Regions from separate parts of the Homo sapiens genome. Here region 2 is linked to region 1. A link is a contact called in ENCODE Hi-C or POLR2A ChIA-PET data. All regions are on one chromosome and are shown on one strand. The core of a region is the stretch at or near the end of the contact, and the rest is flanking DNA. Distances in the headings are between cores, read along the strand shown. Region 1 overlaps EPC2 (enhancer of polycomb 2). Region 2 has its middle 61 kb from the start of KIF5C.

Region 1 (5,616 bases), core at 1,130-3,629:
CTTATGTGCGGATTTGATTCTCTCATCATGCTAGCTGGTTATTTTGCAGACTTGTTTATGTGCTTGCTTCATAGGGACTGATCTGTGTACTTCAGTGTGTTTTTGTAGCAACTGGTAACTGTTTTTCCTTTCCATATTTAGTGCTTCCTTCAGGAGCTCTTGCAAGGCAGGCCTGATGGTGATGAATTCCCTCAGCATTTGCTTGTCTGAAAAGGATCTTATTTTTCCTTTGCTTATGAAGCTTAGTTTGGCCCAATATGACATTCTGGGGTGGAAATTCTTTTCTTTAAGAATGTTGAATATTGACCCGCAGTCTCTTCTGGTTTGTAGGATTTCCACTGAGAGGTCTGTTGTTAGTCTGATGGGCTTCCCCTTGTAGGTGACCTGGCCCTTCTCTCTGGCTGCTCTGAGCATTTTTTCTTTCATCTTGATCTTGGAGAATCTGATGATTATGTGTTTTGGGGATGATTCTTCTCATGGAGTATCTTACTGGGGTTCTCTGTATTTCCTGAATTTGAATGTTGGCCTGTCTTGGTAAGTTGGGGAAGTTCTCCTAAATGATATCCTGAAGTATGTTTTTCAACTTGGTTCCAACTCCCCATCACTTTCAGGTACCTCAGTCAGTCGTAGATTCAGTCTGTTTACATAATCCCATATTTCTCAGAAGTTTTGTTCATTCCATTTCCTTCTTTTTTCTCTAGTATTGTCTGCTTGTCTTAATTCAGAAAGCCAGTCTTCCAGCTCTAAGATTCTTTCCTCTGCTTGGCCTGTTCTTCTATTAATATTTATGATTGCATTGTGAAGTTCTCGTGTTGTGTTTTTTTAACTCCATCAGGTCATTTATCTTCCTCTCTAAACTGGCTATTCTGGTTATCAGCTCCTGTATAGTTTTAACATGATACTTAGCTACTTTGCATTGGGTTAAAACATGCTCCTTTAGCTCAGTGAACTTCGTTGTTACCACCTTCTGAAGTCTACTTCTGTCATTTCAGCAATCTCAGTGTCAGCCCAGTTCTGAGCCCTTGCTTGAGAGATGTTGTGGTCATTTGGAGGAAAAGGACACTCTGGCTTTTTGAGTTTTCAGTGTTTTTGCATTGATTCTTTCTCATCTTTGTGGGCTTATCTACCTTTGATCTTTGAGGTTGCTGACCTTTGGGTGGTATTTTGTGGTTTTTCTTTGTTGTCGTTTTCTGTTTGTTTTTCTTTTCATAGTCTGGTCACTCTTCTGTAGGGCTGCTGCAGTTTGCTGGAGGTCCGCTCCAAACCCCAGTTGCTCTGGTTCTTCCTGTACCTGGAGGTATCACCAGTGACGCCTGCAAAACAGCAAAGATGGCAGCCTGCCCCTTCCTCTGGAAGCACCATCCCAGGAGGGTGCTGACCTATTGCCACCTGAACACGCCTGTAGGGGGTGGTTGGAGACCCCAGTTGGGAGGTTTCACCCAGTTAGGAGGAATGGGATCAGGGGCCCGCTTAAAGCAACAGTTTGGCCTCTTTTTGTTAGAGCAGCTGTGCTGTGTTGGTGATCCCTTTAGCCACCATTTGATCTGGGCTCTCCAAGCCCCACTGGCTGAACTGGCTGAGGAGCCCAAACAGCCAAGGTGGCAACCTGCCCCACTCTTCAGGCACTCCATCCCAGGGAGAAATTGGAGCTCTTTCGGCCCATAGAACATGGGTGGTGACTAGAGGCTCTGGCTGGGAGGACCCGCCCCACAAGGAGGAGTGGATTGGGGGTCCTGATTACAGAATCAGTCTGGCCATGCCTTGACAAAACAGCTGTGTCATGGTAGGGAACTGCCTCTGCCCAGGTAGCAGCCCTCCCCTCTCCTGGACACTTTGTCCCAGGGAGAGATAAGAAAGGTAAGAGCTCTGTCAGGCCATGGCTGGAGGGCCTGGCTGGGAGGTCCCACTCAGTGAAGAGGAATGGATTGGAGCTTCACTTAAAGAAGTAATCTGGTCAATATCTGGCAAAGCTGCTGAGTTGTGCCACTGGGGGGACCCTTTCTCGTCTGGACCATTTGGACTCTCCAGGGTCTGCAGGCTGGAACAGCTGTGTTGACCAAACAGCAGAGATGGTGCTGGCCTCTCCCCACAGCCTATTGCTGGTGGCTGCTTGGAATTCCAAGCCAGTGGGTCTTATCTTGTGAGGTGTCATGGAAGTGGGCCTGCAGAACAAGGCTGCTCAACTTTCTGGATTCCAACCCCTCTCGGGGGGTATATGTGGACCTCCCGCCTTGTCTGAGTTGCAGACACGTTTGTTGGAGATCCCGGTACTGGAGTATGTAAAGCTCTTGGGTCTCTGTGCATGCCTGAGCAGCTGCTCTGCTGAGACTCCACGCAGCTCCGTGTGTTGGCCCCAAGGCCCTGGTGGCGTGGACTCATAAGGGGATCTCCTGATCCCCGGGTTGCAAAGATCCATGGGAGAAGCGTGGTTTCCCTGGGTCGCATAATCACTCATCACTTCCCTTGGCTGGGGATGGGGGTTTCCTTGGCTTGTGTTGCTCCCAAGTGGGCCGCCGCGCCACCCTGCTTTTCCTCATTCCCCGTGGGTCGAGCTGTTTCCCTGATAAGTCTCAATGCGACTACCTGGATTATTTCAGTTGAAAGTGCAGTATTCACTCGCCGCTTTCGTTCCTCTCCATGAGCGCCACGGACTGCAGCTGCTTCTAATCGGCTGTCTTGGCCCTGTCCCCAGAATTGCTTCATTAAGACTATATCTGTCTGTATGCTATGTGTAAGTAAACTGCTTATGTATATAAGCATTCATAATTGAATATATTGTTCCTATTATTGTTTTGAACAAGCTGTTGTCTGTTAGATAATTAACAGTAAGAAAATAAAAGTTTTTATTTTACCCTTTCTCCCCAGTACTCTTCCTATGTTTATGTAGATCTGAGTTTCTAACCTATATCATTTTCCTCCTCTCAAAAGTACTACTTTTAAGATTTCTTATAAGGCAGGTCTACTGGCAACAAAGTCCTCAATTTTTATTTGTCTGAGAAAGTTTTTATTTCTCCTTCACTTTTGAAGGGTATTTTCACAGAGTGCAGAATTTTAGGTTTGTAGGTTGTTGGGTTTTTTTTTTTAACTCAACACATGAAATATTTCACTCCATGCTGTTCTTACTTCCATGATTTCTGAGGAATATCTGATGTGATCTTATCTTTGCTCCTTTGTAGCTAAGGTGTTTTTTCCCCTTTGGCTTCTTTCAAGGTTTTTTCTTTACCTTTGATTTTCTGATGTTTGAATATCATATGCCTAACTATAGGGTGGTTTTGTTTATTTTTGTTTTGGCTTTTATCCTGCTTGGTGGTGTTTGAGCTTCCTCAATCTGTGGTTTGATGCCTGACATTAATTTGGAGAAATTCTCAGTCATTGTTGCTTCACATGTTGCTTGTGTTCCTTTCTTGGAATTTGCATTATGCATATTTATACATTTAGTAGTATTCTGTTTTATTCTTTTTTTTTTTTTTTTTGCCTTGCTTTTCAGTCTTGGAAGTTCCTATTGTCATATCATATTACCAGGCTCCAAGATTGTTCTGTCAGCTGTGTCCAGTCTACTAGTGAGCCCTTCAGATGCATCTCTATTATATTAAATAGTAATTTGTATCTTTGTTTCTTTTTCTGTTTTGATTTCTTTTTTTTTTTTTTTTTCAGAATTCTCATCTCTCTTCTTATATTATTCATCTGTTTTTGCATGTTGTCTGTTTTTTCCATTAAAGCCTTATAGTTTTCTGAAATTCCTGGTTGGAAAAGTACAGCATTCTTTTCATATCTGACTCTGATTCTGATGTTTGCTTAGCTGCTTAGTATGTCTTATAATTTTTCTTGAAAGGTGGACATGATGTAACTGGGTAAAGGGAACTGCAGAAATACAGGACTTTAATGATGCGGTTTTATGGTGTGTTTTGTGGGGTGAGATTTGATAGTTTCATGATGAGGTCTGTCTTTTGGTGAGCCTGTGTCTCTGGACTGTGAACTTCACCAGTGCTTCTCAGTTTTTCCCCCCTTAGGGTGGGACAGGCTGTCTAAAGGGGGCTGGAGTTGGGTATTTCTCTTCTCCTGCATGGAAGACTAGAGGCAGCTGGACTCATCTTTTTCCTTCCCCCAGGTCTGATAGGCTTTGATAAAACCCAACAGAAGACATTCACACAGCTAACAAGCATATGAAAAAATGCATCACTAATCATTAGAGAAATGGAAATCAAAACCACAATGAGGTAGCATCTAACAGCAGTCAGAAAAGCTGTTATTAAAAAGTCAAAAAGTAACAGATGCTGGTGAGGTTGCAGAGAAGAGGGAATGCTCATGCACTGCGGGTAGGAATGTAAATTAGTTCAGCCATTGTGGAAGCAGCGTAGCGATTTCTCAAAGAACTCAAAGCAGAATTACCATTCAACCCAGCAATCCCATTATTGGGTATATACCCAAAGAATTATAATCATTCTGCCATAAAGACACATCCACATGTATGTTCATTGCAGCACTATTCACAGCAGCAAAGACGTGGAGTCAACCTAAATGCCTATCAACAGTAGACTGGATAAAGAAAATGTGGTACATATACACGATACATATATACATAGTCATAAAAGAACGAGATCATGTCCTTTGCAGCAACATGGATGGAGCTAAGGCCATTATCCTAAGTAAACTAAGACAGGAACAGAAAACGGAATACTGCATGTTCTCACTTATAAGTGGGACCTAAATAAACATTGAGAACACATGGATACAAAGAAGGGAACAAGAGACACTGGGACCTCCTTCAGGGTGGAGGATGGAAGGAGGAAAAGGATCGAAAAACTATCTATTGGGTTCTATGTTTATTACCTGGGGGATAAAATAGTCTGTATATCAAACCCCCATGAGATGCAATTTACCTAATAACCTACACATTGAGGCCCTGAACCTAAAATAAAAGTTTAAGAAAAAAAGCAGGTTATACTCTGATAAAATTGTTTCTCTTGATTGCAGGCATTGTTAAAAACAGAATGCTCTGGCACATTTCAAAATGCTTACCTTTCTGGAAGCACAAAGATATTTTTTCCCTAAGTATTCACTGTGAGAACATGGTTGAGTTCTTGAAAGGTGATACTCACAAAGGTGTAAGGGCTTCCCAGTGACTGAGATGCCTGGATTTTTAATCTCTCAGAATTGGCCATACTGAGTCAATTACAGTTTAGGTTTTCCAGCCCTCCCTCTCCCCCATTGGTTTTCAGGAGGGTTTCTGCTAGTGGGTTTCTGTTCCCGTAAGTTGTGATTCTGTGTATTCACCTCTGTCTCCAGTTTTGGGTGCGATGCTTTTGCCTTGTGACCTCACAGATTTAAGTGTTGTTTATTTTCAGTTTGTTCAGCCTTTTATATGTTGTTAAGATGGGGTGGCAACTTCTAAGTTTCTTCTAAGTTTCTTACGTGCCTACCTGGAAACCAGAAGTCTTACTTACAATTTTGTTTTCAGCTTTTTTTCCACTCGATGTTTAGACTTTTTTCCATATCGTCGTCTTTGTAATTTTTTATTGGTTGCATAATTTTTGAGGTTGATATACTTAAATTTCTTCTGATTGAGACAATTGGATTTATAACTTTTTAGAGGGTTTAACATTGATAACACTGCTT
Region 2 (5,516 bases), core at 2,213-4,712, 94 kb after region 1:
GACCTTCAGATAAGAGTACCTTCTCCTTACTTCCCTTTCTCAACACTTATACTTTCTTTTTTTCTGGAGATGGAGTTTCATTCTTGTTGCCTAGGCTGGAGTGCAATGGCACGGTCTCAGCTCACTGCAACCTCCGCTTCCTGGGTTCAAGCGATTCTCCTGCCTCAGGCAACGGCCACCACGCCCAGCTAATTTTTTTGTGCGTGTTTTTAGTAGAGATGGGGGTTTTACCATGTTGGCCAGGCTGGTATCAAACTCCTGACCTCAGGTGATCCACCTGCCTCGGCCTCCCGAAGTGCTGGGATTACAGGCGTGAGCCACTACGTCCTGCCTGTACTTTATTACACAATGACCTCCTTCTCCTCGAAGCTCCTTGAGGGAAGGGAGGCACCACGAGTGCCTTGGACTCCAGTGTCTGGCTCATATTAGGCCTAAAAGAAAGCCTGTCAGACTGAGTGAACTAGACTGCCTCTACTGGTGGGAAGAACATTCTTTCCTTCTTCAAGATAGTAGCTCTTCTGGGCTACATAGATGGCTGTTTTGCAACTTAAGAGAGCCCCTCCACCAAGAAGTCTCACCCCAAGTTCACTACAGGATGTGACCTAGGATTTTGGATCCTGTTTGCACATAGATCAATGCTCCTCACACCGATGACTAAAGTGTGCAGGTGCAGGTGGCTGCCCGCTGTAGCACCCCCTCCTCTGGTGCTCTGTGAGGTGGTCACTCTTCTAGCCTTGATGCCCCCACCCCTGCCCTGCACAGCCCCAGGGTTTTCATGAGCGAGCCTGGTGACAGCTTTGTCTCTGTCCTTGGAACGGAGCCTTGGCCCCTTCTGCCCCCTTCCTCCCACCCACCAGCACCCCAATTAGCTGAGAAGCTTTCCTGCAGCTGACACAGGGCCAGGCTCCTGGATCCTGTGCCAAGAAAACTCTTGTACTAATTTATAACCACAATGCCTCCAAAAGTCTAACCTTGAGGATGTCTGTGAATCACACACACTTCCCAGGGCTGGCAGCCACACAAGAACATGCGGGGGAGAGGGCACGAGGCCGCTGCAGATGCTCGCTCCGGGCCTGCCCCTTGGCACTCTTTGCTGTTCTTTGTCTCTGCCTGGGAGCAGTCAGTCTGGGTCAGGAGTGTGGAGCAGGGGTCTGCAGAGCCAGAAATGAGACACATTGCTTCTGGGCTTCATGGCTGTGGCTGGGTTGCAGGAACTGAGGTAGATTTCTCTCTCAAGAAATTGCTTGAGCATAAAGTTTTTGCTTTCAGCCTCGTCAACCTCTCCTGCCCACCCCAGAGTCTCCCAGATCCTGATGGGCGGGTGCCAATCCCCAGCAAGAAGGATGTCATCCTCCAACAGGAGGAAGGTGTGGACTGTGCTCTGCTTTGTAAGCACACAAGTCTCACAGCAGATTTTAAAGTGCTCCTTAATTTTATTTTATTTTGAGATGGAGTTTTGCTCTTGTTGCCCAGGCTGGAGTGCAATGGTGCTATCTCAGCTCACCGCAACTCCACTTCCCGGGTTCAAGCGATTCTCCTGCCTCAGCCTCCCAAGTAGCTGGGATGACAGGCGCGCGCCACCATGCCTAGATAATTTTGTATTTTTAGTAGAAACGAGGTTTCTCCATGTTGGTCAGGATGATCTCGAACTCCTGACCTCAGGTGATCCGCCCGCCTCGGCCTCCCAAAGTGCTGGGATTACAGGCATGAGCCACTGTGCCCGGCTAGAGCTCCTTGATTTTAAAAAGCCACCTTTTTATTGTTGTTGTTTTAGGATTTTACTTCCAATCACTATTAAGTATAGGCCAGCACTGTCTGGTGAAAAATAATACAAGCACATATGTCATTTTAGGTTTTCTAGAAGCCACATTTTACAAAGTAAAGAGACACAGATGAAATTAATTTTAATAGTATATTTAATTTTTGTACAATATATTCAAAATATTATAATTTCAACATGTCTTCAATATAAAAATAAGATATTTTAGACTCTTAGGAAGGCTATTTAACAGAAGACTGGAATAAAAATGTAAAATTCAGTTCCTCAGTCATGCTGGCCCTATTTCAAGCGTCCAAGAGCCCCAAGTTACTAGGGGCTCTTGTGCTGGCCAGCACAGGTGTGTACAGGTGTTAACAAAGTGGTCAGGTCAATTGAGTAGGCGAGCTTGCAGAATCTTACTTCATTATCCCTGTAGATTAACCATGCCTTTTGTTTTCTGTAGAGAAGCAAAACCCTGGAGGGGGTGCCCCTGCCGGGATTAGTCAATTTCTAGATACAGTAAACAACTCACGAGGCAACCTGCCTTTCAAATGCAAACCGAGCAATTCAGAGCCCCAAACCCCAAACCCCAGCCACCTCCGCTATTGGGCTGTCATACTCCCCTAGCGGTACCAGACCACTAGGGGCAGCCCCCATGGCTGCGGAAATGATTCAGACTAGCCAACCTTGAGTCCGCCTACCTTGCCTCACCCGCTCATCCCCTGGAAACCACGGTAAAGACTGTTGCTCTCGTTTTCTCCTGGCCCCCTCTTCCTCCTGCCCAGCCTGGGGCTTCCTCCTGTGTCCCCTGGTGCGGTGGGCCATGTCTCCTGTTTCTAGAGAATCTGTGAGTATAATAAACTTCTTCCTTCAGCCAGGTGCAGTGGCTCACGTCTGTAATCCCAGCACTTTGGGAAGCCAAGGCAGGAGGATCACTTGAGCTCAGGAGTTCAAGACCAGTCTGGTGGTCTTGAACCTGGTTTCAACATGGTGAATCCCTTCTCTACTAAAAACACAAAAAAATTAGCCAGGCGTGGTGGCACAGGCCTGTAGTCCCAGCTACTGGGTGGGGTGGAGGTGGGAGGATCACCTGGGCCAGGAAACTGGAGGCTGCAGTGAGCTGAGATTGTGTCACTACACTCCAGCCTGGGTGACAAAGTGAGACCCTGTCTCAAAAACAAACAAACAAGCAAACAAAAACAACCAAAAAACCTTTCTTCATAATGAAATCGCCTTTGTAAAATTTGTGACAATGAGAGAAATCTGACAGAAATTATGGCAATGAGAAAAATCTGACCCAAATGACTCCGTCTTGCTTCTAATCTCACAAGCTAACTGCCTTTGCTCCTTCCTGGGTGTAGGCCAAGCTAAACAGGAGAGGAATTTAGTTTATAGTTTCACTTTAAAACAAAGATCATAACTGCCCCTTCCTGAAACTAACCCCCACCTTGCTCAGGGACCAAAATTGCCTTTGTAAAACCAATAAAAAATTAGCAACGAGGATAGAATGGGGTTTAGTAGTTGTGTGGCCAGAGGTCACAAGATTTGTAACCTCCCCCAAACGCTTCTATAGAGAACACCACTTTTGTAAAAACTAAAACTGGCATCTGAGGTACCTTTCAGACCTTGCATTCTGATAGACCAGCTGGCACCACCCGGACCAGTAACCCATACCATGGAACTGGCTCGACTGGTCTTATGACCCCCACCCCGGAATGGACTCAGCACAAGAAGATAGCTTCGACCCCCATGATTTCAGCCTCCAACCTACCAATCAGCACTCCCCATTCCTTGGCTGCCTGCCCACCAAATGATCCCTGAAAAACTCTAGCCTCCAAATTCTTGGGGAGATGGATTTAAGAGCTAACTCTCATTCTTCCACTTGGCTGGCCCTGTGATTATTAAACTGTTTATTTGCTGCAAAAAAACAAAAAAAAAAAAACCAAAAAAAAAAAACCGCTGCTATTCTCAGTGCATTGGCTTTGGCAATTACAATGAGTCATTTCGGTGTCTGTGTGTCTTACCAGACCTGATCAGAACAAATCCCTTAAAACACCTTGTTCTGGAGCTCATCTTCTCTTTCATCTACTGCCCCCCTCAACCCTGGCATTCGCCTTCATATCTCTTCTTTGCTCTGAGGATGAAGCTTCTATTTATTTCAGCTCCTGTTTCCTGAGCAGGGCTACCATGTACTGTTGTGCAGGTTGTACACAGCAGCCAGTTAGGGTTGATCTCCGGACTGATCCTGAGATCCTCCCTGTGGCCATCTCACCTAACTCTATCCCACCATGTAACCCTTCCAGACGCATTTGCAGACCCCATGCCTGTGAAACAGAGGGCAGGATCCTATTCAGGCAGCTGCTTTATCATTGCACTGGGTGGATCCTGCTTCCACAGGGAAGGCAGAAAAGATGTGCTCCTCTACCTCCTCAGCCTCTCTGCCTCCGGTGTTCTCACCTTCACCCCCTCCACCTCCACTCCCATCCCCATTTACACTAGGGAGGAAATGACTGCAATAGCTTAAAGCAGGGTCCTTCCCTGCCGCCCTCCTGCCTGTAATCCAGCAGGGCTCAAAATTTCCAAGATGATTTTCTGGAGTCCAGACTACGTCAATGGTTCTCAAACTTTAAATTGAATTAGAATCACCTGGAGGACTTGTTAAAATGCAGATTACTGCCCCCCCCACCCCCCCCACTGCACCCCACCAAGTTTCTGACTCAGAAAGTCTGAGACAAGCCCTGGGAATCTGCATTTTTACTACATCCCAGGTGATGCTGTTGTCTCAGAGACCATACTTTGAAAACCACTGCTCTAGATGCAGTGCTTCAGGCCTCAGCTGCTACTCGAGGTGCCCCTGAACCCTGTCTTCATTCCGGAAACAAGCCTCTCTGTTCTGCAACGCATGGTGCCTGAGCTTTCTGGGGAGAGATTCTGTTCTGAGGTGGATTATTTTGTTCCCCCTCAGCAGTTCTTACACATTGCTCAATGAAAGCTTGTTGGCCAGGAACAAATATCCAATATTGTTCTATATACGCTGTGGTTTTAAACATTTTTACATTTTTTTTTAGAGACAGGTTCTTGCTTTGTCGCCCACGCTGGAGCAGTGGCACAATCATAGCTCACTGCAGCTTCCACATCCTGGGCTCAAATGATCCTCCCACTTCAGCTTCCAAGTAGCTGAGACTACAGGTGTGCCATCTCACCAGGTTGATTTTTAAAAATTCTTCGTCGAGACAGGATCTTGCTTTGTTGCCCAGGCTGGTCTTGAGCTACTACTGGCTTTGAGCGTCCTCCTGCCTTAGCCTCCCAAAGTGCTGGGATTATAGGTGTGAGCCACCATACCTAGCCGTCTGTGTTGTTTTTCATTTGTTTGTTTTTTGTTTGTTTGTTTTTGAGACAAAGTCTCACTCTTGTCCCCCAGGCTGGAGTGCAATGGCACGATCTCGGCTCACTGCAACCTCCGCCTCCCAGGTTCAAGCGATTCTCCTGCCTCAGTCTCCCGAGTAGCTGGGATTACAGGTGCCTGCCACCACGCCCCGTTAATTTTTGTATTTTTAGTAGAGACAGGGTTTCACCATGTTGGCCAGGCTGGTCTCGAGCTCCTGACCTCAGGTGATCCACCCTCCTTGGTCTCCCAAAGTGCTGGGATTACAGGCATCAGCCACCGTGCCTGGCCGCTGTCTGTGTTTTTGACACTGAAGTGATGGTGGTAATTTTCAAAGCTCTACAGAAATACTCATTAAATTCCCCCTACCCT

The links. A loop is a pair of places that touch in the nucleus more often than their neighbours do. ChIA-PET counts read pairs that join two places held with the same protein, here RNA polymerase II (POLR2A). Pooled maps may share reads with other maps.
Region 2: a map of endometrial microvascular endothelial cells shows a loop between it and region 1 (6-fold over the local background). The contact joins two enhancer-like sites. A Hi-C loop is called at or near these places in 2 of 168 maps with a recorded cell type or tissue (endometrial microvascular endothelial cells and sigmoid colon) and 7 of 50 pooled maps. POLR2A ChIA-PET finds 5 or more read pairs at or near these places in 1 of 52 experiments (H1).

The regions. Positions count from the first base shown.
Region 1 is chr2:148,718,257-148,723,872 of GRCh38, forward strand. All of the region lies in intron 2 of EPC2 (enhancer of polycomb 2), which reads left to right. Among named protein-coding and RNA genes, the nearest start is that of EPC2, 76 kb to the left of the region's middle. Within about 2 kb of position 2,380, at least 6 of the 41 ENCODE cell types and tissues checked have a DNase peak (open chromatin) inside an H3K27ac peak, as active enhancers do.
Region 2 is chr2:148,811,496-148,817,011 of GRCh38, forward strand. No RefSeq gene overlaps it. Among named protein-coding and RNA genes, the nearest start is that of KIF5C, 61 kb to the right of the region's middle. Within about 2 kb of position 3,463, at least 8 of the 41 ENCODE cell types and tissues checked have a DNase peak (open chromatin) inside an H3K27ac peak, as active enhancers do.